3 separate regions of the Homo sapiens genome follow, and all the other regions are linked to region 1. A link is a loop called in an ENCODE intact Hi-C map of the cell type or tissue named here. Cell type or tissue: B cell. All regions are shown on one strand. Links, peaks and the distances in the headings refer to the core of each region. The heading gives the core; the rest is flanking DNA.

Region 1 (9,924 bases), core at 4,690-7,189:
GAAAAAAACATTTACCCTAGAACAGTGTATCCAGTGAAAATATCCTTCAAAGTGAAGGGGAAATAAACACTTTTCCACACAAAAGCTGAGGGATTTTGTCAACACCAGACCTGTCCTAGAAGAAATGCTAAAGGGAGTATTTCAATCAGAAAGATAAGGACATTAATGAGCAATAAGTAACAACCTGAAGGTATAAAACTCACTGGTAATAGTAGGTATACAGAAAAATGCAGAATGTTATAACACTGTAACTATGATGTATAAACTACTCTTACTCTAAGTAGACTAAACTATGAGCCAATCAAAAATATTAACTACAACTTTTCAAGACATAGATGGTATAATAAGATAGAAATAACAAAAAGTTAAAAAATAGGGAGACAAAGTTAAGTTGTAGAGTTTTTATTAGTTTTCTTTTTACTTGTTTATGAAAACTTATAAGATTAAAATAATGGATTATAAGATAGTATTTACAAGCCTCATGGTAACCTCAAACCAAAAAACATAACAATGGATACACGAAAAATAAAAAACAAGAAACTAAATCATATCACCAGAGAAAATTACCTTCACTAATGAAAGACAGGAATGAAAGAAGGAAGAGAAGACCCCAAAACAACCAGAAAACAAATAACAAAATGGCAGGAGTAAGTCCTTACTTATCAATAATAACATTGAGTGTCAGTAGACTAAACTTTTCAATCAAAAGATAGAGTGGATGAATGGATGAAAGAACAAGACCCATCCAGGTGTGGTGGCTCACGCCTGTAATCCCAGCAGTTTGGGAGGCCAAGGCAGGCAGATCATGAGGTCAAGAGCTAGAGACCATCCTGGCAAACATGGTGAAACCCTGTCTCTACTAAAAATACAAAAATTAGCAGGGTGTGGTGGTGCGCACCTGTAGTCCCAGCTACTCAGGAGGCTGAGGCAGGAGAATCACTTGAACCCGGGAGGCAGAGGTTGCAGTGAGCCGAGATGGTGCCACTGCACTCCAGTCTGGTGACAGAGCAAGACTCCAGCTCAAAAATAAATAAATAAATAAATAAATAAAATAAAATAAAAAGACCCATTGCTCTGTTGCCTACAGGAAACACTCTTCTCCCATAAAGACACATGTAGGCTGGAAGTGGTGTCTCACTCCTATAATCCCAGCACTTTGGGAGGCAGAGGCGGGTGGTTTACTGGAGGTCAGGAGTTCAAGACCAGCCTGGCCAATATGGTGAAACCGCGTCTCTACTAAAAATACAAAAAATTCGTCGGTCATGGTGGCGGTCGCCTGTGATCCCAGCTATCACCACTGAAACTCCTTTCAGTTTTCAGAAACAAACTGTAGGTGACCAGAAGCGTTATCCGCTAAGCGCACCACTTTAAGTCCCTGACTTAGAGCCACAAGTGTTCTGTTTACCTATTGTTACTACTCTTTTCACTCTGGCAAACAGATTAATTCACACAAAATTTTATTTGAATGGCTTTTCAATTTATCATAACAATGGTTACTAAAAAGTGAGAGAATATGTACTAAGGGTTGAGTACAAGTTAGTGCTAGTAGAAAATAAGAGCCTTAATAGAGAAAAAACTAGTTCTAATCAAAGACTGGATTTAGTCAATGATGTTTATATTTTTAGCTTACATTTATAGCTTCAGAAACATTTTGTTACTGATATTCCTATCATAATTATTGTTTCAAAAATTCTCTAGTCCCTAACCTTCCTTTTTTCATTAAACAACTGTTTTAAAATTAAACTGTTATCTTGAAGGTTTTTTTTTCTTTTGAGACTGAGTTTTGCTCCTGTAGCCCAGGCTGGAGTGTAATGGCACAATCTCGGCTCACTGCAACCTCCAGCTACCAGGTTCAAGTGATTCTCCTGCCTCAGCCTCCCAAGTATCTGGGATTACAGGCATGAACCACCACGCCCAGCTAATTTTTTGTATTTTTAGTAGAGATGGGGTTTCACTGTGTCGGCCAGGCTGGTCTTGAACTCCTGACCTCAAGTGATCTGCCCGCCTTGGCCTCCCAAAGTGCTGGGATTACAGGCATGAGCCTGGGTCCTCAGCCTTGAAGATCTTATAGAAAAAAGCAACTACTGTGTTATAGAATAACAAACTTTAAATAGAAACAAAGACATTTTAATACAATCTTAATTACTCTGTGAACATGTAGATTAACCTTTAAATATAGGCTTTTTTTTTTCCTCAAAACAGGATAAGAGTTATCTTCTCATTTTTAATTTCCAAGTTGAAACTACAGATGACTATGTTTACTGAATCACATTTCAGGATCTTAAATCTTCGGACAATTATGTGTTCTTTTTTTCTTCACATTTTTGGAACTCCCTCAGATTTAACATCAATTAAATAACCTAGCTAAAACCTTGAACTCTTTTCAAAACAGTAAGTGGTAGAATAACAATAATTTCATACTCATAGTTTTAAAAGAATTAAACAACTGGATTTGACAGACATTTTCACAATTTTTTGTTGTCATGCAATTTTGGATACAGCCATTCTGCATGGTTTCACAAAGTTGGCATAGAGAAATATAAGTTTCCTAAGTTGAAACGGAAGATTATAAAAGAGGGAAGGAGAATGAGAGTAAGAGACTGGTTAAAGATGCAAAGGATTTCCACTTCTTCATTGTTATGTAAATGTGTCTGCTTTTTAAAAAGCACAATCACTGAAAAATCTATTTGGATAATGCCTTCACTCTATGCAACTATATCTGACTACAGGCTGAGCACCCTTAATCCAAAAATTCTGAAATGCTCCAAAATGTGAAATTTTTTGAGTGCCAACATGATGCCAAAAGTGGAAAATTCCACACCCGACCTTCTGTGACAGGTTTGCAGTGAAAATGCAGGTATACAACATGAAGATGAGGTCAGGGAGTCATCTAAGACAAAAACCATTGTTAATAAGGCAGATGACTCCATAGGGAACTTTTTTTTTTTTTTTTTTTTTTTGAGACAGAGTGCAGCTCAGTCGCCCAGGCTGGAGTGCAGTGGTATGATCTCAGCTCACTGCAACCTCTGAGTCCCAGGTTCAAGCGATTCTCCTGCCTCAGCCTCCCGAGTAGCTGGGACTACAGGCATGCATCACCACGCCCGGCTAATTTTTGTATTTTTAGTAGAGACGGGGTTTCACCATGTTGGTCAGGATGTTCTCAATCTCTTAACCTAGTGATCCGCCCGCCTCTGCCTCCCAAAGTGCTGGGATGACAGGTGTGAGCCACCGCGCCAGGCCCATAGGAAACATTTTTAAAAGCCGGCCGGCAGAATGTCTCCTTAGCCTTAACGGACCCGCTTCCTGGTCCCTCAGCTGCTTCTGATGTTTCTTCTTGCCTAAGAAAAAATAAAATGTGGTGTACAGTAAACTTTTAATGAAAACACAGCATCCCAGGAGACTGAACGCCTGCCGCTGTGTGTTTCCACTGTTCAACAGCTGACACAGGGATTCTGATGCCGCTGCTGTGCTGCTTAGTTTCTCTGAACACTTTTTTTTTTTAACTGTACTAATGGTATGTCATTTTTTCTATTGTTAAGCACTCATGTGTGAATAAGTGTAAGAAAATGATGGCTTATCAGGAGCATATAAATTCAGAGTCAGGAGCTAGGCACGGTGGTTCACGCCTATAATCCCAGCACTTTGGGAGGCCGAGGTGGGTGGATCACCTGAGGTCAGCAGTTCAAGACCAGCCTGGCCAACATGGTGAAACCCCGTCTCTACTAAAAATACAAAAGTCAGCTGGGCATAGTGGCAGGCGCCTGTAATCCCAGCTACTTGGGAGGCTGAGACAGGAGAATCGCTTAAACTTGGGAGGCAGTGGTTACAGTGAGCCGAGTTCGCACCATTGCCCTCCAGCCTGGGTGACAAGAGAGGACGACGTGTTAGATCACTTTCAAATCCACACCAAGTGGAGACTCTGCTGGATGGGCGGAGCGCAGGCTGGCTCCAGGCCTTCCTGTTCCTGGCTCCGCCACCACCGGGCACGCTCAATTTCTTCCCCTCACATTCACCCAGAATGGGTCTATGTCCAGCCTGGTGGGGACCCTGCCTGGGCTGGGGGCTTGTCTCCCCACCAAAGAGGAGATATAGCAGGTACAGGCACCAGCACATGGCGGGGCTCAGAATATCCCCGCTGGATTGAATATGTGACTTCAGTCCATAGAATGAGAGGCTCCTGGCCGGGCGCAGTGGCTCATGCCTGTAATCCCAGCACTTTCGGAGGCTGACGTGGGCAGATCACGAGATCAAGAGATCAAGACCATCCTGGCCAACATGGTGAAACCCTGTCTCTACTAAAAATACAAAAATACAAAAATTAGCTGGGTGTGGTGACACGCGCCTGTAGTCCCAGCTACTCGGGAGGCTGAGGCAGGAGAATCACTTGAACCCAGGAGGCGGAGGTTGCACTGAGCCAAGATGGCGCCACTGCACTCCAGCCTGGGAGACAGAGGGAGACTCTGTCTCAAAAAAAAAAAAAAAAGAATGAGAGGCTCCTGGCCCAGCCTCACCTGCTGATTAGCGGGATGTAGAGGCTTTCTAGTGCTGGCTTCAGATCTTGTCACTCCACTGTCACCTTTGTTGTCTCCAGTGCCCACCTCTAAACTATTGTATTAAAATTATAGAATAACATGTTTTTAAATCAGCTTGCTTTTTTTTTACTTGAACAATTTTATTATTTTATTTTTGAAACTGAGTCTCACTCTGTCACCCAGGTTGGAGTGCAACGGCGCGATCTCAGCTCACTGCAACCTCTGCCTCCCAGGTTCAAGCGATTCTCATGCCTCAGCCTCCTAAATAGCTAGGATTACATGTGTGTGCCACCACGCCCAGCTCATTTTTGTATTTTTAGTACAGATGGGGTTTCACTATGTTGACCAGGCTGGTCTCGAAATCCTGACCTCAAGTGATCCGCCCGCCTTGGCCTCCCAAAGTGCTGGGATTACAGGCGCGAGCCACTGTGCCTGGAACAATTTTATTTTAAAAGGAAACTTCCTATCCCTACATAAGTGGAAACCAGTATCAACTTGCCACATATGGAAGGTAAAAGTGAAAAGAAATAGAATGAAGTCAAACAAGGAGTTTCTATTCTAGCCAGGTACTCCTGCTGGTCAGTGCTGGGCCCAAGGCCCAGGACCTGCCTCTCTGACTTTTGTTTTGGTTTCATTTGTTTTTTTTAGGGGGACAGGGTCTCACTCTTGCCCAGGCTGGAGTGCAGTGGTGCGATCTTGGCTCACTGCAACCTCAAACCCCCGAGCTCAAGCAGTCCTCCCAATTCAGCCTCCCAAGTAGCTGGGACCACAGGCACACACCATCATGCCGGGCTAATTTTTGTATTTTTTGTAAAGAGGTTTTCACCATGTTGCCCAGGCTGGTCTGTAATTCCTGGGCTCTAGTGATCTGTCACCTCGGCCTCCTGAAGTGCTGGGATTACAGGACCACAGCCAACCTCTGCCTCTCCATTGACGAGGTTGATAAGGTGGTGTAGACGGCTAGCACTCGATGGAGACCTCCTGACCCCATCAAAGGGAAGGGGAAAACACAGGAAGCTCTCCCACTGTGTGGTCAGGGCTAGTACCAGCTCTGTCCCTGGGCCTTGACAGGGCCTGGAGACACCTTTGGGAGGAGCAGTTCCAGCCCAAACTCCTGCAAGGGAGGGATGGAGAGGGGAGAGGCTGAACACAACCCACCTGGAACCCGGGGCTGGGCCCGATGCTTTGAATACCAACTTAATCTTCACAACAGCCTGTGAAGGGTGTGTGTATGCACGCGCGCGTGTGTGTGTGTACACCAATTTCTTGCTGAGAAAAAGGAGGCTCAGAGAGGTTAAGGCATTCGCTGGAGTCCACAGCAACCAAGCCGCTGGAACCCCTCCGCCGGGTTCCGAGGCCCTCGCTGTTCTCAGGCCAGCGCAGAATTGGTCCCAGGGCTGGACTCCTCCAGGTGGGGCGCCCGGAGCACTCCCGACCACCTGCTCCAAGGACACTGCCTCCTGGAAGCGTCCCTGGTTTCCCTTCGGAGGTGAACTCGTTCAGGGCACTTCTCGGAGTCGCAGTCTCAGGTGGCCAGGGCAGGCCTTCTCCCTATGGGTGCTCCCCACGTCCGCCCTGGGCTTGGCAATGAGAAGCAGCCCCGCCCCGCGTGACCAGGACCCGCCTGCAGCGCCCGCGGCGGCCACACGGGGGCAGCAGGCGAGCGCCGCCCGAATTCCCGGGTCCCAGCCTGGGCTGGACCGGAGGGCACTGGCGGGTTGCCTCGCCCCAAGAGCCTCAGTTTCTCTGTCTATATAATGGACTAGGCTGTCTGCCAGGGCCTTTTTGGTCCTAGCAATCTGACCCCAAGCGAGCTTTATTAACAAATAGAAAAAAGAAGACATAAAAACAAACAGCCGGGCGCGGTGGCTCATTCCTGTAATCCCAGCACTTTGGGAGGCCGAGGCGGGCGGATCACCTGAGATCGGGAGTTCGAGACCAGCCTGACCAACATGGAGAAACCCCGTTTCTACTAAAAATACAAAATTAGCCAGGCGTGGTGGCACATGCCTGCAATCCCAGCTACTCGAGAGGCTGAGGCAGGAGAATGTTTGAACCTGGGAGATGGAGGTTGCAGTGAGCCGAGATTGTGCCATTGCACTCCAGCCTGGGCAACAAGAGCAAACTGTGTCTCAAAATAAAATAAAATAATAAAAATAAATAAATAAATAAAACAAATGCAAAGGGGTGTTTGCTGAGTGTCCCTGATGGGTCCCACAGAAAAGTCCAGGCCCAGGTGGAGACCAAGAGCCAGGAGAGCACCACGAGTCCCCTGAGGTCACACCTGACTCCCAGCCCAACTCTGGGCCAGTGGAAACCCTCATGTCCAGATGGGGAAACTGAGGCCCAAATGGTATGGGGACTTGCCCAAGCCCTCAAATGGAGGACAGGGCAGAGCTGAGCCTGGGACTCTCACCCAAGTGGTCTCCGGGGGCCTCCCTCTAAGTCTAAGGACTTAGCAACCCCTTCGCTCACGTTTTTTGGATTTTTTTTTAAGGCAGAGTCTCTCTGTTGCCCAGGCTGGAGTGCAGTGGCACGATCTTGGCTCACTGCAACCTCTGCCTCCCGGGTTCAAATGATTCTCCTGCCTCAGCCTCCCGAGTGGCTGGGACTACAGGTGCCCACCACCATGCCCGGCTAATTTTTGTATTTTGAGTAGAGATGGGGTTTCGCCATGTTGGCCAGGCTGGTCTCGAACTCCTGACCTCATGATCTGCCTGCCTCAGCCTCCCAAAGTGCTGGGATTACAGGTGTGAGCCACCGCGCCCAGCCTGTTTTTTGGATGTCTAATGGAACCAGAACTGGCGGTCCCTTCTGTTTATGGACCCGTGCACACAGCAGGAAGGAGAGGCTCCAGAGGCCCTGGACTCGGGGGACAACCCTCGCTTCATCACCTCCTGAGGGTCCACCGCAGCCAGCCCTGGGCCTTCTGCCCCTTTCACTCCAAGATCTCTGGGCTGACCTTCATCAGCCCCTTCCACCCGCCTCAGGAGGTAGGGACAAGGCTGGGGGTGGCCTTTGCAGACCCTGAGAATGAATATTGTCCTGCATACACAGCCCAGTGGCCACGAGAGGCCGACGAAGATACTGAAGGTCACAGAGGGCCAGAGGCGGGGCCAGGGCTTGAGCCACCCTCTCTCCAGGCCCGTCTATACCATTGGGCTGCCCCCTTCAGACCTCCGGGCAGGAAAAGAAGGTAGAGGGGATATTCACTGAGCCCCCGCCTCGAGCCTGGGCCCGACCTGGGGTGTTTGCCTTACTGGCCGCTCCAGCCAGTGTGAGAGGCTGCACTATCATGCACCCCACTGACAGGTGAGGAAGGCGCTGTGACCACCAGAGGAGTGAGCAGACTGGAATTTGAGCCCAGGTCTGCTCAGCTCCTACACCCGGCACTGAGCTTCCGGTCTGACCTGGCTCTTGGGCAGGGGCCCTGCAGGCCGCCTCCCTATGTGGCCCCAGAGTCCAGAGAGCAGCAAGGAGAGTAGGTTTCTACGGTGACCTGGGCAAATGAAGACACTAACCTGTGCCTCAGTTTCCCCAGCCCTTCCCACTCACAGCAAAAAAAGAAACGAGGGCCCTTCAGCCCACCCAGGTCCCATGTTCCAGTGCTGATGTTGGGGACAGCCTGGGGCCCAGCCTCAGGAAGGCTGTGTGAACAGCTTCCTCAGCTGGGAAGTGAGGGCAAGACTGGGAAGGCCCTACAGCCACTGGATCTGGGGCCATGTTGGGGGGCCAGTGAAGGGGGCACCCCAGGCTAGTCTTCCAGGAGCTCCCTGGTTGGGGGGACAAGGAAGGACACAGGCAGGGACAACCAGGGCCACACTCAGGGCCATTGTGAGGGACAGGGATGGGGCTGTTGCCATCGTAGTGACAGAGCTGTGGTATGCTCCTGCCACCTTGCATTCCAGCCCAGGCTGCTCCCATCTTTGGCAGAGGGTGGGAAAACACATGATCCTGCCTTCCAGAGACTGTACTGGTCAGAGAAAGACATCAGCAGGAGAGCCAGAGATTCCTCCTCCTCTCCATCATCACCATCACCATTATTCTCATCACCATCACCGTCACCGTCATCATCATCATCACCATCATGGACTTCAAAGAAGTTCAAAGAATTTCCTCCTCTGGCCAGAGTGAATCCTGTTCTGTGGAAGCAGGAGGCTGGGTGGGAAGCCCTGTGGAGGCTCCACCCGTGTTTGGGTTCTGGGCAGGGATCTGGGGACAGGGGAGGCCTAATGCTTATTGCAGAAATTCTCTGCCTGGGAAGTCAGGATCACTCCTTGGAGGAGGCAGCCTGTCCTCTGAGCTTTCAGGAAAGGAACTGGTTGTGTGGTTCCCTGTAAGCTCTGGAGATGGGGCGGGCAGTAGGGGGAGGAGCACAGCAGTGTGGATGTATTAATACTTAGTGCTGGCCGGGTGCGGTGGCTTACGCCTGTAATTCCAGCAGTTTAGGAGGCCAAGGCAGGCAGATCACCTGAGGTCAGGAGTTCAACACCAGCTGAGGCAGGAGAATCGCTTGAACCCAGGAAGCAGAGGTTGCAGTGAGCCAAGATCACGACATTGCACTCCAGCCCTCCAGCCCAGGCAACAAGAGTGAAACTCCGTTCCCCCCCGCAAAAAAAAAAACTTAGTGCCACAGAACCTACGCTTAAAACCAGCTAAAATGACAAATCTTATATGATAGGTATTTTACCGCAATTTTAAAAATTATTTCCTGGCCAGGTATGGTGGCTCACATGTATAATCCCAGCCCTTTGGTGGCCATGGTGGGAGGATCCCCTGAGGCTAGGAGCTTGAGACCCGCCTGGGGAACATAGTGAGACCCCGTCTCAACAAAAATTTTTTAAAAATTAGCCAGGTGTGGGCCGGGCACAGTGGCTCACGCCTGTAATCCTAGCACTTTGGGAGGCCGAGGTGGGCGGATCACGAGGTCAGGAGATCGAGACCATCCTGGCTAACACGGGGAAACCCCGTCTCTACTAAAAATACAAAAAATTAGCCGGGCATGGTGGCGGGCGCCCGTAATCCCAGCTACTCGGGAGGCTGAGGCAGGAGAATGGCGTGAACCTGGGAGGTGGAGCTTGCAGTGAGCCGAGATTGCACCACTGCACTCCAGCCTGGGCGACAGAGCAAAACATCGTCTCAAAAAAAAAAAAATTAGCCAGGTGTGGTAACGTGCGCCTGTAGTCCAGCTATACAGGAGGAGGTTGAGGCTGTAGTGAGCCATGATTGCACCACTGCACTCCGGTCTGGGGGACAGAACAAGACCCTGTCTCCAGAGTAAATAAATAATTTTTACTTAAAAAATTAAAGAGTCCAGGTGCAGTGGTTCATGCCTTTAATCCGAGCCCTTTGGGAGACTGAGGTGGGTAAATTGCTTGAGTCCAGGAGTGTG
Region 2 (9,924 bases), core at 4,204-6,703, 91 kb after region 1:
TATTTGCTGCTGTTTTAGGGTGGCTGAAGCCCTATGCTTGGGTATGGCATAGAAGGATGGTGCGTGGCTTCTGGTTGGTGACTTTTCTAGTCTTAGGTTAATCATGGCTCAGTGTCTGGCGAAATGTACACAGTAGGTAGTGAAGTGGTTTTTGAATAAACAAATGAATGGTTGGATGGGTTTGTGGCACTGCCACTCAGGATAAAGCTATAATTATTCTTGAAAAATGACGGATATGGCTAGGTGCGGTGGCTCACACCTGTAATCCCAGTACTTTGGGAGGCCGAGGTGGGCAGATCACTTGAGCTCAGGAATTGGAGACCAGCCTGGCCAACATGGTGAAACCCCGTCTCTACTAAAAATACAAAAATCAGCCAGGTGTGGTGGCATGTGCCTGTAAACCCAGCTACTTGGGAGGCTGAGGCAGGAGAATTGCCTGAACCTGGGAGGCGGAGGTTGCAGTGAGCTGAGACTACGCCATTGCACTCCAGCCTGGGTGACAGCGAAACTCCATCTCAAAAAAAAAAAAAAAAAGATATTAGGGGTGGTTGGAACAGGATTGGTTATTCCAGGAGCCGGTGGTGCTCACTAAACAGCCTTGAGTCTGGCTGGCTGGTGTGGGAGGTCTTAGGCCTGTGATGGGAGACAGGAAGCTTGGTGGACACCTCCTTTTCCTTCTCTGGGGTGGAAACCACAGGGGAAGATCCACCCAGAAAGCCTTTGTGCTGAACCTGCGTCACTTCCAGCTCAACCATGTTTTACAAAGTCACATCCCACTAAGTGAATATTTGGTGAAAAGTTTGCCACGTTGATCTCAGTCTTGTACCTTTGAAAAACAATAGGCTTCTCTGAGATTAGAAGTAGTACTTGTTTTTTTTTTTTTTTTGAGACAGAGTTTTGCTCTGTCGCCCAGGCAGACAGTGCAGTGGTGCGATTTCGGCTCACTGCAAGCTCCGCTTCCCGGGTTCAAGCCATTCTCCTGCCTCAGCCTCCCGAGTAGCTGGGAGTACAGGCACCTGCCACGGCGCCCGGCTAATTTTTTGTATTTTTAGTAGAGGCAGGATTTCACCGTGTTAGCCAGGATGGTCTCGATCTTCTGACCTCTTGATCCACCCGCCTCGGCCTCCCAAAGTGCTGGGATTACAGGCGTGAGCCACCGTACCCGGCCGTACTTGTTGATAGTAAACTTGAAGCACAGGAAAGATTGGGGATAAGAATAAAAATTACCCCAAATTTCCAAATCAAGAAGTAATCATGGTTCAGGTTTGGGCAGATGTTCTTTCTAGGCATGAACACACGTTATCTCATTGTTTACTTAACACCGGGTTATAAACATTTACCCATAGCATTTGAAAGGTAGCTATAGATAGAAAAGAATCAGAGAAGTTCTAAAACAGCTCTTGCGCTTTGTTTCAAATTCTCTGCAGGAAAGATGAGGTCTTCAGCCTTTTTTTTAGCTGGACGGCACCGTTGCAGCAGTGGTGAACAGGGCACTGGATTGAGTCAGGAAACCCAGCTGTGACCTTGGGCAAGCCACTTGCCCTCTTTGAGCTTCACTCCTGCTAAGGCAAGGGGCGCTATTCGTACCCTGTCTGCCCACCTCACAGGCTCTGGTGAAGTCCTTGATTTGAACGCCTTTAGCTCCCAAGGTTGTGGTTTGGAGATAGGGCAGGTCACATGACCATGAAGACTGAAGGAGAAACGTGGAAGCACGTGTGCCTGTTGCTTCTTTTCCAACTTAAAATGCTTGGTGATCTCCTGAAGACTCCAGCCTCCTCTCTGGGAAGCCAGGATCCACAGACCCTTTACCTGCGGGTCATGGGCAGTCCCAGATGGTCCCCCTCCCCAACAGAGGGGGTGCAGTGAGACCTCCGGAAGTTACTGCCTCTGTTACCCTCAAAGGGATTTTCAGATCAGACAGCCCCCCTACTCCAAGGGACGTGTGTGGAGCTTGGTACCTTTATTTATCTCCTGCTCCAACCCCTGTGGACTGCCTGCACCCAGAATGGGGCCTCTCCTGCTGGCAAGTGGCTGAGAACCTCCACTCCACTCAGCAGGGCTGTTCCCCATTTACCGAAAAGCTCCGAGAGAAAATAACTAACCCCATGGCGCCGCTGTAGCTACTGGCAGAGCCTCCTGGTCCCCACCTCTAGCGCCTGTGGTTTTTGTTTCATGCAGAGTGAGCAGTGAATCTGGGATCCCATCAGCAGTCAGTTTGGGTGCCTGCGAGGCACAATGATAGATGTTGGTGAAGGGTATGTGTGAGGATATTAATTAATATTAACATGCTAGTTATATTAATATTCTCATTGGAATTTGTGGGGCTTTGCAAGTTATATTTCAAATATATGGTTTTATGTAATCCTTTTAACTGCCCTGAAACCTTGAAATTATTGCACCTATTTTATAGATGGAGAGACTGAGGCTCAGAGGGGTGAATTGCCTAAGATCCTGGGGGAGGAAGCACCCAGGTTTTCTGGTTTTGAGTCCTGGGCCCTTCCTGCTGAGTAGCTACCCCCAACACAGACCTGCCCTTGGAGAGCTTGCAGCCACACTGGGAAGGCCAGTGTATTGGATTGCTGCTTAGACCTGGAAAGCACGTGAATAAAGCTTCAGGTTAAAACCATGGGGGTTCCAGGAGGCAGCAGTCGGCTCTGCCTGGGGGTGAGCTGAGGAGCCGGTGCTCTCTGGAACAAGGGTAGTTGGGCTGAGGCTCAGTGGACAGTGGAGGTTGGCAGGTGAAGTGCAGGAGGTCTTTGCAGGGAGTGGGACCACCTTGAGCACACACAGAGGAATGAGACAGGCAGGTTACTCAAGGAGCAGAGGTCTCGTGACCACTTCCCAGAGCATGTGGGGTCCTAGCCTCATCTCCAGGAGGAGAAAGTGCATCTATACACAGATTTGTCAATGGAGTTTAAATAGGATGTGGGAAAATCTAGATTTTCCAAAACAGTACATATTTGCTTTGAGAAGAAAGGTAGATGCAGGATGCATAGGTTAGATAATTTTAATAGCAGTAACCTCAGAGCATGTAAGTATGATTTGATTTACTGGAGTGCCTGGCCGTCTCAGTCAGTGGGAGCACGGCTTGGGCTGGGAGATGAGGTTGACAAGGGTTCTTTCTCTCAAATGCTTCCTTTGGTTTGCTAAGAGGTATCTCCTACTCGGCCGGGGGCAGAAGACTTTTCCTTCTTTTCCCAGTTTGCAGTAGTTGGGCCAGATTTGTGGAAGTGGGAGAAAGGCCTGCCCTGCTTCTACATAGAGTTGGCTGTCCTGACTTGATACTCGGTGTGCCTTCCAGAGACCCGCCTCCATCTCCTCAACTCCCTGGCTTGATGCTTAGGTGGTGATGGCTGTTGGGCACAGGAGTTACATAACAGATCTGTGATGGACCCAGGAGCAGAGCCAGCTGAGTGAATGTCATGGAGTGGGAGTGGTCTTGCATGGCTGTGGTGTCCCCTGCAGCTTGTGCAGGGTATGTGGCAAGAGGTGCTCACCACTCATCTGGAATGGCTAGACTGGAAGCACTTGGCCCTCTTGGGCTCTGCACCCCCACCCCCTCCCACCTGGCCTGCCTGCTCATCTTCATGGGCGCCTGGGGAGACCAATTATGGCTGCTTGTCATAGTGGCTCAGGTCACCGTTCACACTTCCTGGGACCAGGACATCAGAGCCCTGAGAAGGGTCAAGGGGCCAAGTGGGCCTAGCCTTTTACTGACAGCTGGGAAATGCAAGCGTGTGGACCAGAGCACCAAGTGAGTTGGGGCCGGTGTGGGTTCAGCACCGTGTCCCTACCCAGAGCTCCATTTGTTGAAAACAGCCTTTCTCTACCGTTTCTTCACTTGGACAACTTTAAACTATGTATTGGCTGGTCGCGGTGGCTCACGCCTGTAATCCCAGCACTTTGGGAGGCCGAGGTGGGCAGGTAACTTGAGGTCAGGAGGTCGAGACCAGCCTGGCCAACATGGTGAAACCTCATCTCTACTAAAAATACAAAAATTAGCCCAGCGTGGTGACACGCACCTGTAATCCCAGCTACTCGGGAGGCTGAGGCAGAAGAATCGCTTGAACTTGGGAGGCAAAGATTGCAGTGAGCTGAGATTGCATCACCGCACTTCAGCCTGGGAGACAGAGCGAGACTGCATCTCAAAAAACAAACAGAAACCTACATATTTTCTATATTTCCCCCAACATTGAGGCTCATTTCTTGGATGAACAATTTAAATGTACTGTGCCTCTCTGGCAATATTTTCCAAAATTACAGATGTTTCTATACTTTCACCGGCAGCTCTGCCTCCCAGAATTTATTCTACGGATGGGTTAACACGTGTGCAAAATGATTTATTTGCAAGGTTCGTCATTGTTGCCTTATTTTTAATAGCAAAAGATTGGAGGCAGCTTAAATGTTCATTCGCAGGGGCCAATGAACAAACCATGGCCCGTCTAAACATGGGATACCGCGTGGCCATAATACATAAGATGGACGCTCAACGCACTGTGCCGGATTGAGCAGCAAGGTGGATTGCCGAGGGAAGAAGCAGGTCTGGGCGGTGTGTCTCGGAGCTGCCATCAGTGTAAAAGGGAAGAGAATCAAAAGTGTCTTTGCTTGTCTATGCCCAGGGGGTCTCTGGGCAGACACCGCAAGTCGGTGATTGTGATGCCTCTGGAGGGGGTGCTGGTCATGGGAGATTGCTTGTTTGCTGGAGATCCCATGTACCTTTTGATTGCTGAAGCAGGTGAATGTACGCCTTTCCAAGAAATTAAAATGGGCCAGGTGCGGTGGCTCACGCCTGTAATCCCAGCAGTTTGGGAGGCTGATGTTGGAGGATCACTTGAGGTGAGGGGTTCGAGACCAGCCTGGCCAACATGATGAAACCCCATCTCCACTAAAAATACACAAATTAGCCAGACATGGTGGTACATGCCTGTAATCCCAGCTGCTCTAGAGGCTGAGGCAGGAGAATCATGTGAACCCTAGAGGCTGAGTTTACAGTGAGCCAAGATCATGCCATTGTACTCCAGCCTGAGCTACAGAGCGAGACTCTGTCTCAAATAATAAAATAAAATAAATTAAAAACATAAGGACTGTAACCTTGCCTCCTGCCCAGTGTAGGAAGGTCAAGGTTCTGGCTACTTCTCAAGTACAGGAGCCTCACTCAGGCCCCAGACCACTAATCAAAAAATATGTGCTTGGTTCTCACAAAGGGGCCGAGTGTGAGGGCTTGGGTGTTGCTTGGTAAATACGACCCCCGGTCCCGGCCTTGGAGAGATGGAGCCCTCTCTGGGCCCCTTGGACACACTGCTGTTGGCTGACTTTGTCATTTTCAACCCTTGCTCCGATTGGCTCACGTCATGATTTCTGAAACCTTTGGGGGCTTCCCCACTGACAGAAAGATACACTTTAACTCAGCACTGGGCATCCCAGGCCCTCTTTACTGGGCCTCTTCTTGAGCCGCACTTGGCCTGTCACCCCTTCCTCTGTCTGCCCTCTTAACTCCCCACCTCCGTGCCTTTGCTCATATAGTTCCCTTTGCCTGCCTTTCCGTCCAGAGCAGTCTCCACGTGCCCAGGTCCTGTCTGACTTTCAAGGGCCAGCTTAGTTTCCACTTCTGCACTGCCTTCTGACCTCCCTGGCTTCTGTGTAAACTGCCCAGATCAAGCCACACAATGGTTCCTGCACCCAAGGAAGCTCCCTGGGGCCCCCTCCTGGCCACTCGCTCTTCGCCGGTAGTCACCACTCACACCTTGGCACTTTCGCGTGGTGCCTGCCGCTGCCTGTTTGGGCCTCCCACACACAGAGTGTACAGAACGGACTCCTCGGTGTCTGGCTGCCTTCCCGCAGCACTGTCAGATCATCCAGGTTGCCTGTAGTGGCCCTTTGGTTTTTTTCTCTGCTGCGTAGGAGTTCACCAAATATACCACTATTTATTCATTCTCCTGTGGACAGGCATTGGGTTATGTCCAGCCTCTTCGGTGAATTCATTCTTGTCTTTGGGGGCGCGTGTGCGCTCTTTGCTGGGTATACACCCAGGGTGGGTTGATGGCTTACCTGACTCAGAATGTGTTTGCATGAATGAAATTCAGGTTGGTATGAGAAATCTAGGGTGTCCTGGCTGGAGCCAGGCTTCTTGATTACAGGGACAGAGCAGGTACAGGGATCCTGGTTTAGACAGCCTGCTCCCATGGGGTGGTAGCATTGTTGGGGTGCAGGATGCTGAATCTGCAGGGGACCTATCCGCTCAGTGCCCAGTGGGATTTTAGCTGGCTGGAAAGGTGGTCACATGTAGAGGGGCTCAACAATCCAGCTAAAGAGGCTGAGCGTTGGTCCATTGTTCTCAATTTGAGAGAAAACTGAGATCATCAAAATTAGGACTGGTATGTACTAAAGGAAAGAACCTAATTACAAGGCTGAATTGAGTAAGCCCTCGCTGAGGGACTTTGGATTTCTTTGTTGTTCCCCTTTATTTCTGCACCCCCACCCAAGTGACAGATATGTACATGATTGGATGATTTTGCTTTCCTGGTTGAGAGATTCCTGGGAACTTGGCCCAGGAGAAGGGGGAGAAATGTGGAGCCGCTAGAGTGGCCTCCGCTTGTTTGTGTTGATTGAAGGGGAGACGGAAGGAGAGCTGTGGACCCCTGACCCCTTGTGAGGGCATGTGATCCTTTTCAAAAGGCTCACCAGGCAGAAGTGCCTGGCCAGGGGCCGCTCTTTCCCTCTAATCCCCTCTGGAGAAGGGCCAGGCTGTGGGTTGCTGACCTGCTCTGATGTGGATCAGCCTCCCCCAATAATGCAGCTGCCCAGAAGCTCAGAGAGCCCAGGCAACCCCCAAAGGCAGGAGGGCCGGCTGTCATTCCCGTTGTCATTCCCAGGCGGCTGGAGTGGGAGCAGAGCGGTCAGTTCAGATGAACAGTGCTCGAGTCTGACCCCAACCAGCGAGTTATGGTAAGATGGAAGGTTCTCCATCTATATTAAATAAGAGAACAAAAGCCCTCCCAGGCTGCATGAATATTCCAGGGATATATATGTGAACGGGTTGCCAGTTTAGCTTGGCCTGTGGGTGGCAGCCGCCTGAGTGAGCACTTCGTGGCTGCAGCTCTAAAGGGTTTGGATCTGAAACTAATGAATGAAAATATGACCTCAGAAGATTTAAAGAGAGCAAATACCCAGCAACAGAACCTGGGTCCCAGAGACTGTTGGGAGCATGAAATCCCAGGCTGGCCGAAGGAGGAAGTGGGAGAGCAATGGCAGCTGACATCACATGGTGCCAGACCTTCTCAGTGCTTTCTGTGTTCACTCATTATTCCGTCCCTCTCTCTCAGAGGCAGGTATGGCTGCTTCCCCATTTTATAGATGAGGAAGCTAAGGCAAGGAGAGGTTGTGTAACTTGCTCACAGACACAAAGCTAGCCAGTGGCAAAGCTGGAGGTCAGGTCTAGGTGGTCAGGCTCCAGAGTTCTGCGGATTTCACAGCACGGCAGTGGCAGTCGGAAGAACCATTTGTCAGGTGATTGTGGGCAAATGACGTCAGCCCTTCAAACCTCTGTTTTGCATCTGCAAGCTGCTTGCTGCTGCAACAAATTACCAGAAACTTAGTGACTTAAAACACAAATTAGGTCGGGTGCGGTGGCTCACATCTGTAATCCCAGCACTTTGGGAGGCTGAGGTGAGTGGATCACTTGAGGTCAGGAGTTCGAGACCAGCCTGGCCAACATGATGAAACCCTGTCTCTAACAAAAATATAAAAAATTAGCCAGGCATTTGGCCGGGTGTGGTGGATCACGCCTGTAATCCCAGAACTTTGGGAGGACAAGGTGGGCGGAACACAAGGTCAGGAGTTCAAGACCAGCCTGACCAATATGGTGAAAGCCTGTCTCTACTAAGAATACAAAATTAGCAGGACGTGGTGGCACGCGCCTGTAGTCCCAGTTACTGGGAGGCGGAGGTTGCAGTGAGCCAAGATCACGCCACTGCACTCCAGCCTGGGTGACAGAGTGAGACTCCGTCTCACAAAAAAAAAAAAAAAAAAAAGCCAGGCGTGGTGGCACGTGCCTGTAACCCCAGCTACTCTGGAGGCTGAGGTGGGAGAATTGCTTGAACCCAGGAGGCAGAGGTTGCAGTGAGCCGAGATCGCACCACTGCACTCCAGCCTGGGCCACAGAGTGAGACTCCTTCTCAAAAACAAAACAAACACAAATTATAGATTACTTACAATAAGAAAAACCAATAAAATGCATGCGCACACATTAATTATCTCACAGTTTTGGAGGTCAGGTCCAGAATGTGTTTCACTGGACTAAAATCGAGGTGTTGGCAGGGCCATACTCCTTCTGGAGGCTCTGGGGGAGAATTATTTCCCTGCCTCTTCCAGCTCCTAGAGACCACCTCCATCTGTGGCTTGTGGCGCCTTTCGCCATCTGCAAGGGCAGCAGCGTAGCAGCTTCCACTTTCCTCTCTCTGCTTCCTTTGTCACGCTGCCCTCTTCTCGCTCTCTACCTCCTGCCTTCCTCCTACGAGGACCCTTGTGATGACATGGGCCCACCCAGGTTATCCAGGATAATCTCTCATTTCAGGACCCTTAATTCAGTCACTTCTGCAAAGTCCCTTTTGCCATGTAAGGTAGCATGTTCACAGGCTCTGGGGGTTAGGATGTCAACATCTTTGGGGGATTATTCTTCAGCCTACCACACAGCACATAATAAAATCCATGGGCAGAGGGGATAGCAGCAGTAAGGTGTCCCTCAAACATGAGTTAAAATGACTCTGACGATAGAATCTGGGTGAGATGGTGGGATGCTCCCGAAATAAACTCCAAGGCAGGTGGCCAAGTTCAGTGACGACATAGCTGCGTAGCTTATCTGAGAAAGGATGTCTCTGATGGGGGGCCAGCCGGAAGACGTCTTTCCTGGAAGAGGAGGGAGGTGGGGCAGTCTTGGGAGAAGTGAGACTTTGGGTCCCACGGCCAGCTCCTGCCACATTCTCAGTGGATTTCAGGTTGGGAGGAGGGATACCATTACAGTTGAAAATAAACATAGAAATAAACGACACTGGATGTCTGCTTCCTCATCAGCCTCCCTACAGTTCTGGAAGACGGTCCAGGCCCACATCCCCTTCTCTGCTGTTCTAGAATTCAGAACGCTCAGAAATCCCAAAGGTTCTTCTAAGTCTGCAGCAGACTAATTTCTGCTGCAAAAATCTGACCTGAATTGATGTGATACTAATTATGGCCTTTAAAACTATCTTCCTTAGGGTGACTAACAGTATGTTTTCCTATGAAAGTACTATATGTTTGCTTTTGGGGTGTTGCACCCACCCTTCCAGGAGTGTCACTGTGTCTAGCAGCATAATCCTTTCTAAAATCTGAAAAATTCGGCTGGGCACGGTGGCTCATGCCTATAATCCCAGAGCTTTGGGAGGCTGAGGTTGGTGGATCACTTGAGGTCAGGAGTTCGAGACCAGCCTGGCCAATATGGTGAAACTCTGTCTCTACTAAAAATACAAAAATTAGCCGGGCATGTGGCTTATGCCTGTAATCCCAGCTACTAGGAAGGCTGAGGCAGGAGAATCGCTTGAACCTGGGAGGCGGAGGTTGCAGTGAGCCGAGATTGTTCCTCTGTACTCCAGTCTGGGTGACAGAGTGAGACTTAGTCTAAAAAAAAAAAAAAAAAAATTTGGAAAAATTCTAAATTCTTAAACCCATTTAGTCCAAAAGCCTTAGCTACAGGACAGTGCACCTGGACTTTTCTCCCTAAGAAACACAGTCAGAGAGGTCCAGTCACCTGCCTCAGGCCCAGCTTAGGTGATAATGCTGAGGTTCCAACTCAGTTCCCTGTCTCAGAGCCTGGGACAAAGTGCAGACTGCGTGGCCTGGCCTCTTTGCCACCTGCTGGGTGGCGTGTGAATGAGAGACAGGTGTGGAGACTGC
Region 3 (8,436 bases), core at 412-2,911, 140 kb after region 1:
GTGCGATCTCAGCTCACTACAACCTCTGCCTTCTGGGCTTAAGTGATCCTCCTGCCTCAGCCTCCCAAGTAGCTGGGACTACAGGCATGAGCCACCATGCATGGCTAATTTTTGTATTTTTTGTAGAGATGGGGTTTCACCATGTTGTCCAGGCTGGTCTCAAACTCCTGGACTCAAGCGATCCCCCTCCTTGGACTCCCAAAGTGCTGGGATTACAGATGTGAGCCACCGCGCCCGGCTTAAACATTTTTTGTTGTTGCTCTCCGGCTTTCCCTAAATATAAGATAAAATGTGATTTATTTGCAGATATAAAATATAAAGCCCAGCTCAGGGCCATACGCCACTTTTCCCAGGGAGCAGGAGCTCGGGCTCTGGCTGGGGAGAATAACTTAGATCCGTGCAATAAATAAACAGTGGGGAGGGGCAGTGTGGACAGTGTTGGGGGAGGGACTGAGACTGGGCTTCCCAGGAGAATGACAATCAAAGGCAGGGGTCAGCCCCCACCCCACAGTGGACACTGACAGGGGTTGAGGTGGGACCCTTCTTCTTAGGACCCCACTCCAGACTGTAGTAGGACTGCAGGGTCTGTCTCCTTGTCTCCCTATTTGCCACAGCAGTCCATGGCCCCCTTTCTCTGACTGGCCAGCCCCCGGACACCCTGGCTGCAGGGACAGCCTAGGGCTGAGCCAGGCCAGCTCCTTCCCACTCTTCCATCCGTGTCACCTTCTCTCTCCCTCTGCTTCTCTCCCCCTCCCTTGCAGAGAGCGGTCTCCCAAGCCAGGGAGGCCCTCCCACCACATTTCTGAGTCCCTGTCCACTGTCCCCCTGAAAACCATGGCTGGACTCAGGGCAGCAGTGAGGACACCCAGGTTTTGGTCCCAACACAACCACTAAGTGAAATGTGACCTCAGGCCTGTTTCCCCATCCGTGAACTGGGTTTCACTAGTCTTCCCACCCACTCTTTTAGTTTCGGAAGGCCAGGCACCCCCAGGCCCAACCAGAGGTGGGGGCATCTCTTCAGTGCAATTTCTCAGCAGGACGGTCCCGTAAGTCACAGACAGCCAAACCTAGCTTTGAATCCTGGGAGGGTTTGGAGGGCATATTGGCACAATAAGAGCAGTTTCCAAGATGAGGGGTGCCCTCTTCTCCCCCAACAGCTGTTCTCTAAGCCGGCTCTGTATCTCTCAATCTAAAAAGGCTAAACTTTCAGCCAAGGGCGATCCCAGATCCAGACCTCTGCCCCATCCCCAACCTACCCAAGTTCCCCTTCCCAGGGTCATTCGGTCCCAGTTTGGGGGGCTGCAAGAGGAAGACAGGGCCCACGAAGGGAATGTGTGTGCACCAAGGGGCCAGTGCTGCAGAGAAATGGGACCTGGGCACAGAGGCGGCGCTCAGGCACTTTGGGGAGGGAGCTGAGGCCGGAGGGGCGTGGCTGAGGCATGGCGGGGGCGGGCACTAGGAGCAGGAGGCCGGGCCGTGGGCGGGGTCCGGGCCGTGGGCGGGGCCAGACCCCGAGCCCGGGGTGGACTTGACGATGGTGATGACGCTGGCCGGCGCCACGAGCGTGGCGGGCCCGCGGGCGGCGGCCACGGAGCGCGCGAAGCCCTGCAGCGCCTCGCACTTGCCGCGCAGCGCGTCGAGCTCCAGGCGCATGGCGGCGTTCTCGCGCGCCAGCTTGTCCACCTCGCGCTCCAGCTCCGACTTCTGCTTCTGCAGCTCCTCCTTCTGGCACACGCGCTTCACGCGGCAGCTGGCGGCGTAGCCACGGTTTTTGAGTGTGCGGCGCCGCTGCTTGAGCCGTGTCACCTCCTCGGCGGAGAGCCCGCGCAGATGCCGGTTCAGCTCGCGCACCGACAGCCCCATCAGCGCCTCGTCCGACAGGTGCGGCGTGTTCTCGCTCAGCTCTCGCTTGATCTGCGGGCATGAGGAAACTGAGGTCCAGGGGACTGGGGACGGGCCCCCCCGCTCCACCCGCGGTGTTCCTCTTTCACCGCCTTAGCCGCCGAGGTGGTGGGTGGACTTGATCCAAAACCCCGAAGGGGAGCAGGAATCCGGGAAGGGGAAACCGGGCCAGACTAGGATCGGGACACAAAAGGAGGCCACCCCGGGGCTCAGCCTGAATTCTAACCTAGCGCCAAGCCCTGGACTCAGCCAGAGAAACCCAGGTCGGAAAGCACCTTTGAATGCCCCAGGGGACATTGACCCGATGGGGAAGGAGGCCTGGAGAGGGAAGTGACCTACCCCAGGGACATGCAGCCTGTGACCAGAGCCCAGGCCTCCTGGTCCCAGCCCATGGCTGTGGCCCTTCCCTTTGGCATCATGAAGGCCTGGTGCCTGCTGAGCCACCCAGGGGATTCCAGGAAAGAAGGGGAAGTTGGGATGAGGAGGCTCTGCATGGGCAGGGAGGGAGGGCTTCACTGGGTTGACAGAGGCTGCCTCCTCACCTTTAGAGCTTTGCTGGATAGGGGATCCACAGACATGTTTGCAGAAGGTGCCCTCTGGGCTGCAGACCTAGGGTAGAAAGGAGGTCAAAGTCACTGTTTTGTTTTTGGTTTCCCATTTAGAATAAAATCCAAACTCACTACCTTGCCATTCAAGGCCTCTGCTATCTTAGAACTGATTCATACCTGCCACCTTCCTCTCTCCACATTGGTCCACAGGCCTCCTTGAATGGCTCCTTCCAGCCGCGGGAGCTGTGCACAGGCTGTGCTCTTTACTGTTCTAGCCCCATGGTGACTCCTCATCATTTAGGTCTTTGCCCAATGTCACCTCCTCAGGAGGTCCTCTTTGACCATTCTGGCTAAACGCCTCTGTGTCACATCACATAACCCCGCCTATTAACCCTTGTAACAGTCACCTCTTCTGCATTTCTCATGCTTGGTTCCTCATCTATGATTTGTTTCTCCTTCCCACTCCTCCTCCACCAAAACGGAAGCCAATGAAGGCAGAGGCCTTCCCTGTCTCACCACGGCATCAATATGCCTAAATCAGTGCCTGGTATATAGTAGATGGCTCAGTAAGTGTGCACCAAATGAATAGATGTGCCTCTCCTGACCATTCTTCCACATGGGGCTTGGACATGTGCCTTTGATTTGATTTTTCAGAACTTTTCTTTCTCTTTTTCTTTCTTTCTTTTTTTTTTTTTTTTTTTTTTTTTGAGACAGAGTCTCACTCTGTCACCCAGGCTGGAGTGCAGGGGCGCGATCTTGGCTCACTGCAACCTCCGCCTCCCGTGTTCAAGGGATTCTCCTGCCTCAGCCTCCCAAGTAGCTGGGATTACAGGTGCCTGTCACCACGCCCAGCTAATTTTTTGTATTTTTAGTTTATTTTTATTTTTAGAGACAGGGTTTCGCCATGTTGGCCAGGCTGGTTTTGAACTACTGACCTCAGGTGATCCACCCGCCTCAGCCTCCCAAAGTGCTGGACAGGTGTGAGCCACTGTGCCCAGCCAATTTTTCAGAACTTTTCTTAAAGTATAACCTACATACAGAAAAGTACACACAGCATATGTGCACCAGTAAATGCCTTTACACAAAGCCCATCCAGCACCCCGTAAGATACAACATCAGCCAGTCCCCTCTCTCCCCAGGCCTCCTTCATCTAGACCTCTGTTTTGGGAAAGTTTTCCCAACCTCCTGGGGGCTGCCCCATACTAACTCAGCATGCCCTAGGCAGATGGGGCAGCCATCCCTAGACCAATGAGGGCCTCTCATCTCCTAATCCTCCCTCCCACAGGCCTGACAGCCACATGCTCCTTCAACAACTATTTATTGAGCTCTTTGCCAAACATGTACTTGGTAATGGGGAGAAAAAGGTGAATAAAACTCGTGGAGGGTCAGTGGTCATTGCTCTGGGCTGGAGAAGGGGACCATCTCCCAAAGTCCCCTTTAAAGCAGCAGTCCTCTCTGTCTCTAGCTGATAGGATCTACTTTGCCAATCCTCTCAGGTTCTCCGCCATGAGAACCTGAGTTTTCTCATCTGTCTCCAAGGGGAGGGGGCAGTGATAAGAAGCCAAGGAAAATAAAGGAAGATAGGCTGGGCGCGGTGGCTCACGCCTGTAATCCCAGCACTTTAGGAGGCTGAGACGGGCAGATCACCTCAGTTCAGGAGTTCAAGACCAGCCTGGCCAACATGGCAAAACCCTGTCTCTACCAAAAACACAAAAATTAGCCCAGGCGTGGTGGTGCATGCCTGTAGTCCCAGCTATTTGAGAGGCTGAGGCAGGAGAATTGCTTAAACCTGGGAGGTGGAGGTTACAGTGAGCCGAGATTGCGCCACTGCACTCCAGCCTGGGAGCCTGGGTGACAGAGTGAGACTCCATCTCAAAAAAAATAAATAAATAAAAAGAAAACAAAGGAAGATGCTTTGTGATCTGAGCTGTAGCATCCTATAAACACGTACCGTATCGGAAAGAGCATCACCCAGTTTTGTGGACAGCAGAGGGCAAAAGCCAGATCCAAGTCCTGGTTCCTTGAGCTGTCTACAGGGTTGACCTCACGGGTTGGCTCAGCCTCTGACACATTCTGGCAGGACCGGGGTGTCTCCCAGGGACAAGGTGCAGAAATGGAAAGCACATGGACCTTGGTGCCAGACACACCTGGGGCCTTTTGGGGGTGGTCTCGCTCTCTAGTTGTGTGGTTCTGATAGGTCAGCCACTCTTTCTGTGCCTCACTTTCCCCCTGGGTGACACAGGTAGCTGTGTTAAGTCAGCTCATGTCACACCTCTCTCAGGACCTTCCCACGGCTCACTGGAGTAAAGCCAGAGTTGTCACCATGGCCCACAAAGTGCTGCAGAAAGTGATCCCCAGTGGCCGGGCGCGGTGGCTCACGCCTGTAATCCCAGCACTTTGGGAGGCCAAGGCGGGTGGATCATGAGGTCAGGAGATCGAGACCAGCCTGGCCAACATGGTGAAACCCCGTCTCTACTAAAAATACGAAAATTAGCCGGGCGTGGTGGCACGTGCCTGTAGTCCCAGCTACTTGGGAGGCTGAGACAAAAGAATCGCTTGAACCCGGGAGGCGGAGGTTGCAGTGAGCCAAGATTGTGCCACTGCACTCCAGCCTGGGCGAGAGTGAGACTCCGTCTGAAAAAAAAAAAAAAAAGAAAGTGCTCCCCAGCATCCCTTCTCCAACCTCAGCCCTACTTGGCTTCCTTTTGTTTCCCCTGCCTCAGCCACACCCGCCCTTCCTCAACACAGGATGCACGCTCCTCTCCAGGGCCTTTGCACTGGCTGGTCCCTCTGCTGGCGTTTTTGTTTTTGTTTTTGTTTTTTATACAGGGTCTCACTCACTCCGTTACAGGCTGGAGTGCAGTGACACGATCACAGCTCATTGCAGCCTCAAACTCCCAGGCTCAAGTGGTCCTCCTACCTCAGCCTCCCTAGTAGCTGGAACTATAGGTGCATGCCACCACACCTGGCCAATTTTTGTACTTTTTGTACAGACAGAGTTTCATCATGTTGCCCAGGCTGGTCTTGAACTCCTTGGCTCAAGCGATCCGCCTGCCTCCGCCTCCCAAAGTGTTGGGATTATAGGCATGAGCCACGACGCATGGCCTCTGTTGGCATCCTTGTTCCCTAGATATCCACAAAGTTTGCTCCATCACCTCCTGAGGTCTCTTCAAATCTCATGTTCACTCAGTTTAGAATTTGCAACCCCTGATACACACACGGACACACACACACACACACACACACACACACACACACACTCCCTGTGTCCCTTCCCCACCTCAGGTTTCCCCATGTGTAATTGTCATCACTCACATATATGGTGGTTATTTGTTCAGTGTCTGTCCCTCCCAACCCCCCGATTAGAATGCCAGCTCCATGAGGGCAGAACTTATACCTGATTCACCGCGGCCTCCCCCATGCCTAGAACCGCGCCTGGCACCTCGCAGATACTCAAGGAATCCTTGCTGAGTTCTCAGTGTGACTCAGGCCAAGGTGGGGACAGTCCAGGGCTTCTCAGGAAACTCCCCAGCTCCTCCCAGCCCACACAGTCAGGGGGTCTGGCAGCTCACAGGGAAGGAAGGAGTGGGACAGAAGGAAGTTGGCGCTTGCAGAGATCCCCTGACAGGGGCAGCCACTGTGGCCCTTAAGCAGGAGAGTCTTAGGGGTCACCCAGGTTTCGCTGGGGGTAGCTGGGTGGACCCAGAGTGCCAGGTCAGGACCCAGGCAGCTTTAGACCCCTGTGCGGATCCACGGTGAAGACCAGTGGCTTCATGGGGTGACCCCTGAGCTGCGACCCCCCACTGCTGAACATGCCGGCTTAGCCTGGGCTCTGGCCTCAGTTTCCCTGCCTAGCACTCCAAATCCTAGGGGGCTCAGGCCCTGGCTGCCCACCTAGCTCTCCTTGGGGGCCTCTGTGCACTCCCATCCTACCTGGAAAAGTCATATGAGATCTGCTGGCTACCCTGACCTTTCAGATACTATCTGGAGACGTTTACATGTCAACCTCACCGATCCTACCTTTCAATGCAGGCCTTTTTTTTTTCCCTTTTTTTTTTTTTTTTTTTTTTGAGATGGAGTCTCGCTCTGTCGCCCAGGCTGGAGTGCAGTGACAGGATCTCAGCTCACTGCAACCTCCGCCTCCTGGGTTCAAGCGATTAGCTCTGCCTCAGCCTCCTGAATAGCTGGGACTACAGGCGCCTACCACCACGCCCAGCTAATTTTTGTATTTTTAGTAGAGACAGAGTTTCACCATATTGGTCAGGCTGGTCTCGAACTCCTAACCTCAGGTGATCCACCTGCCTCGGCCTCCTGAAGTGCCGGGATTACAGGTGTGAGCCACCACGCCCAACCCAATGCAGGCCTCTTAAGTGGTCACCCTCACCACCCTACACACACCTGGGGAGGTCCCAGCACACCTCCCTGCTGGTCTCAGCTCATTCCCACACAGCAGCTGGACAATCTTTGCACCACGCGAATCTGACCATGCCACCAGCCAGATTAAAGCCTTCCATGGTTCGGCTGGGCAAGGTGGCTCATGCCTATAATCCCAGCACTTTAGGAGGCTGAGGCGGGCGGATCACAAGGTAAGGAGATTGAGACCATCCTGGCTAACATGGTGAAACCCCGTCTCTACTAAAAAATACAAAAAATTAGCCGGGTGTGGTGGCAGGCACCTGTAGTCCCAGCTATCAGGAGGCTGAGGCAGGAGAATGGCGTGAACCCGGGAGGTGAAGCATGCAGTGAGCCGAGATCGCGACACTGCACTCCAGCCTGGGCGACAGAGTGATACTCCATCTCAAAAACAAACACAAAAACAAACAAGCAAACAAAAAAAAAACCTTCCATGGTTCCCTACTATCCTAAGGATGGAGTCCAGACCCACCCTCCCAGCACCCCAGGCCCTGTGTGTCCAGCCCCACGCCCATTTCCCACCACTGCCACCTCCACTCTGTGCTCCAGCCACACAGAATTTCTTTCACTTCCTCCCACCCGCGCTTTCTTGCCTCTGAGCCACCTCCCACCCCATGATATTTCTCTCCCCTCACTCCCCTCTACTTTGTTTGGCAGACTCCTACTCATCCTTCGGCCCTGGGTGCAGACATCTCCTCCTCCAGGAAGCCCTCCCTGATCCCTAGGACTTGTTAGGGACCCCCACCCCTGTGTGTAATGGGTTGTATTTCCTTGCTGTCTCTCCACCAGACAGGGAGAGGCTGAGTCAGCTCTGGGTGCTTGAGGCCACCCATCTCAAGACCTGGCAGGGAGCAGGCACTGGGGAAGGGTGGATGGTCAGAGTCTCTGACGCCATCACCCAGCTTGTCACCAAGCCGGGTTCCAAGCCGAAACGTAGTTCAGTACCTCCTGGCCCTGTCTCTAATTCTTCCTCCTCTCCAGCTGCTTCCTTGGGCCTGTTGGCAGAGACAGTACAGATGCTAGGCGAATGGGAAGAGAGCAGAGGGGATCCCATCCACGTGACTTTGGGCCCAAAGGTGGGGTGTGGGAAACAGGGAAAGGAGCACTGGATTGGGAGTCAAGCTTGGGTTTAAGTCGCATCTCTGTTTTCTCAGGCTGTGTGACCTGGGGTGAGCCACTCCATCTCTCTGGGTCTCCACTTTCCCATCTAAAGGATCGGAACAATACCTGCCTCGCAGGGTTTTGGTGGAATCAAGTGGTATACACTGTAGAGGTCAGTGAGCAGCTGGGAGGTTAGAATTGCTGTCTGTCCAGGAGGGGTCAGGCCTGTAGCCAGCACTGGGGTCTCGCTCTGATTTAGCATCTCCCAGCTGGCTGGGGTCACACAGGGAACTGCAGGAAAGGCCCTTAGAGGCCATCAGGTCCTGCCTCCTCCCTTTACCCAAGGGGAGGTAGAGACCCAGAGAGGGGCAGCACTTGCCTGAAGTCACACAATAGGTGTGAATGAATAGCTGCAAAGGCCCAGGACTGAAACCTGGTCCCTTCACACCGTCACCTCCCTGGTTCGCCCAAC

What was found. A loop is a pair of places that touch in the nucleus more often than their neighbours do. Peaks named below come from ENCODE experiments on the same cell type or tissue, not always from the same donor. Only the 100,000 strongest peaks of a DNase experiment are listed, where the experiment ranks them.
Region 2: a loop joins it to region 1, with 12 times the contacts of the local background. A loop is called at or near these places in 41 of 110 quality-filtered maps.
Region 3: a loop joins it to region 1, with 12 times the contacts of the local background. A loop is called at or near these places in 4 of 110 quality-filtered maps.

Annotation. Positions count from the first base shown.
Region 1 is chr22:38,349,573-38,359,496 of GRCh38, reverse strand. All of the region lies in intron 4 of TPTEP2-CSNK1E (TPTEP2-CSNK1E readthrough), which reads left to right. It also overlaps the pseudogene TPTEP2. Among named protein-coding and RNA genes, the nearest start is that of CSNK1E, 37 kb to the right of the region's middle. RefSeq lists a silencer at 6,056-6,295. In B cell, for the core only: CTCF peaks have their summits at 5,972 and 6,176 (motif pointing right); a DNase peak (open chromatin) is centred at 6,166; H3K27ac peaks cover 900 bases.
Region 2 is chr22:38,258,046-38,267,969 of GRCh38, reverse strand. The region is part of intron 1 of TMEM184B (transmembrane protein 184B); the gene reads left to right. Among named protein-coding and RNA genes, the nearest start is that of TMEM184B, 10 kb to the left of the region's middle. RefSeq lists enhancers at 3,584-4,084, 5,557-5,646, 7,031-7,200, 7,431-7,780. In B cell, for the core only: a CTCF peak has its summit at 5,702 (motif pointing left); a DNase peak (open chromatin) is centred at 5,709.
Region 3 is chr22:38,207,898-38,216,333 of GRCh38, reverse strand. It overlaps MAFF (MAF bZIP transcription factor F), which reads right to left. Exons shown (of 3, transcript NM_012323.4): 2 at 2,445-2,511; 3 at 1-1,914. The coding sequence starts at 2,480. The coding sequence ends at 1,456. Among named protein-coding and RNA genes, the nearest start is that of MAFF, 10 kb to the right of the region's middle. RefSeq lists silencers at 1,362-1,731, 1,902-1,951, enhancers at 1,947-2,528, 4,042-4,186, 4,735-4,879, 5,030-5,174 and cis regulatory regions at 4,114, 4,803-4,807, 5,088-5,103. In B cell, for the core only: a CTCF peak has its summit at 1,743 (motif pointing left); a DNase peak (open chromatin) is centred at 1,603; H3K4me3 peaks cover 1,143 bases.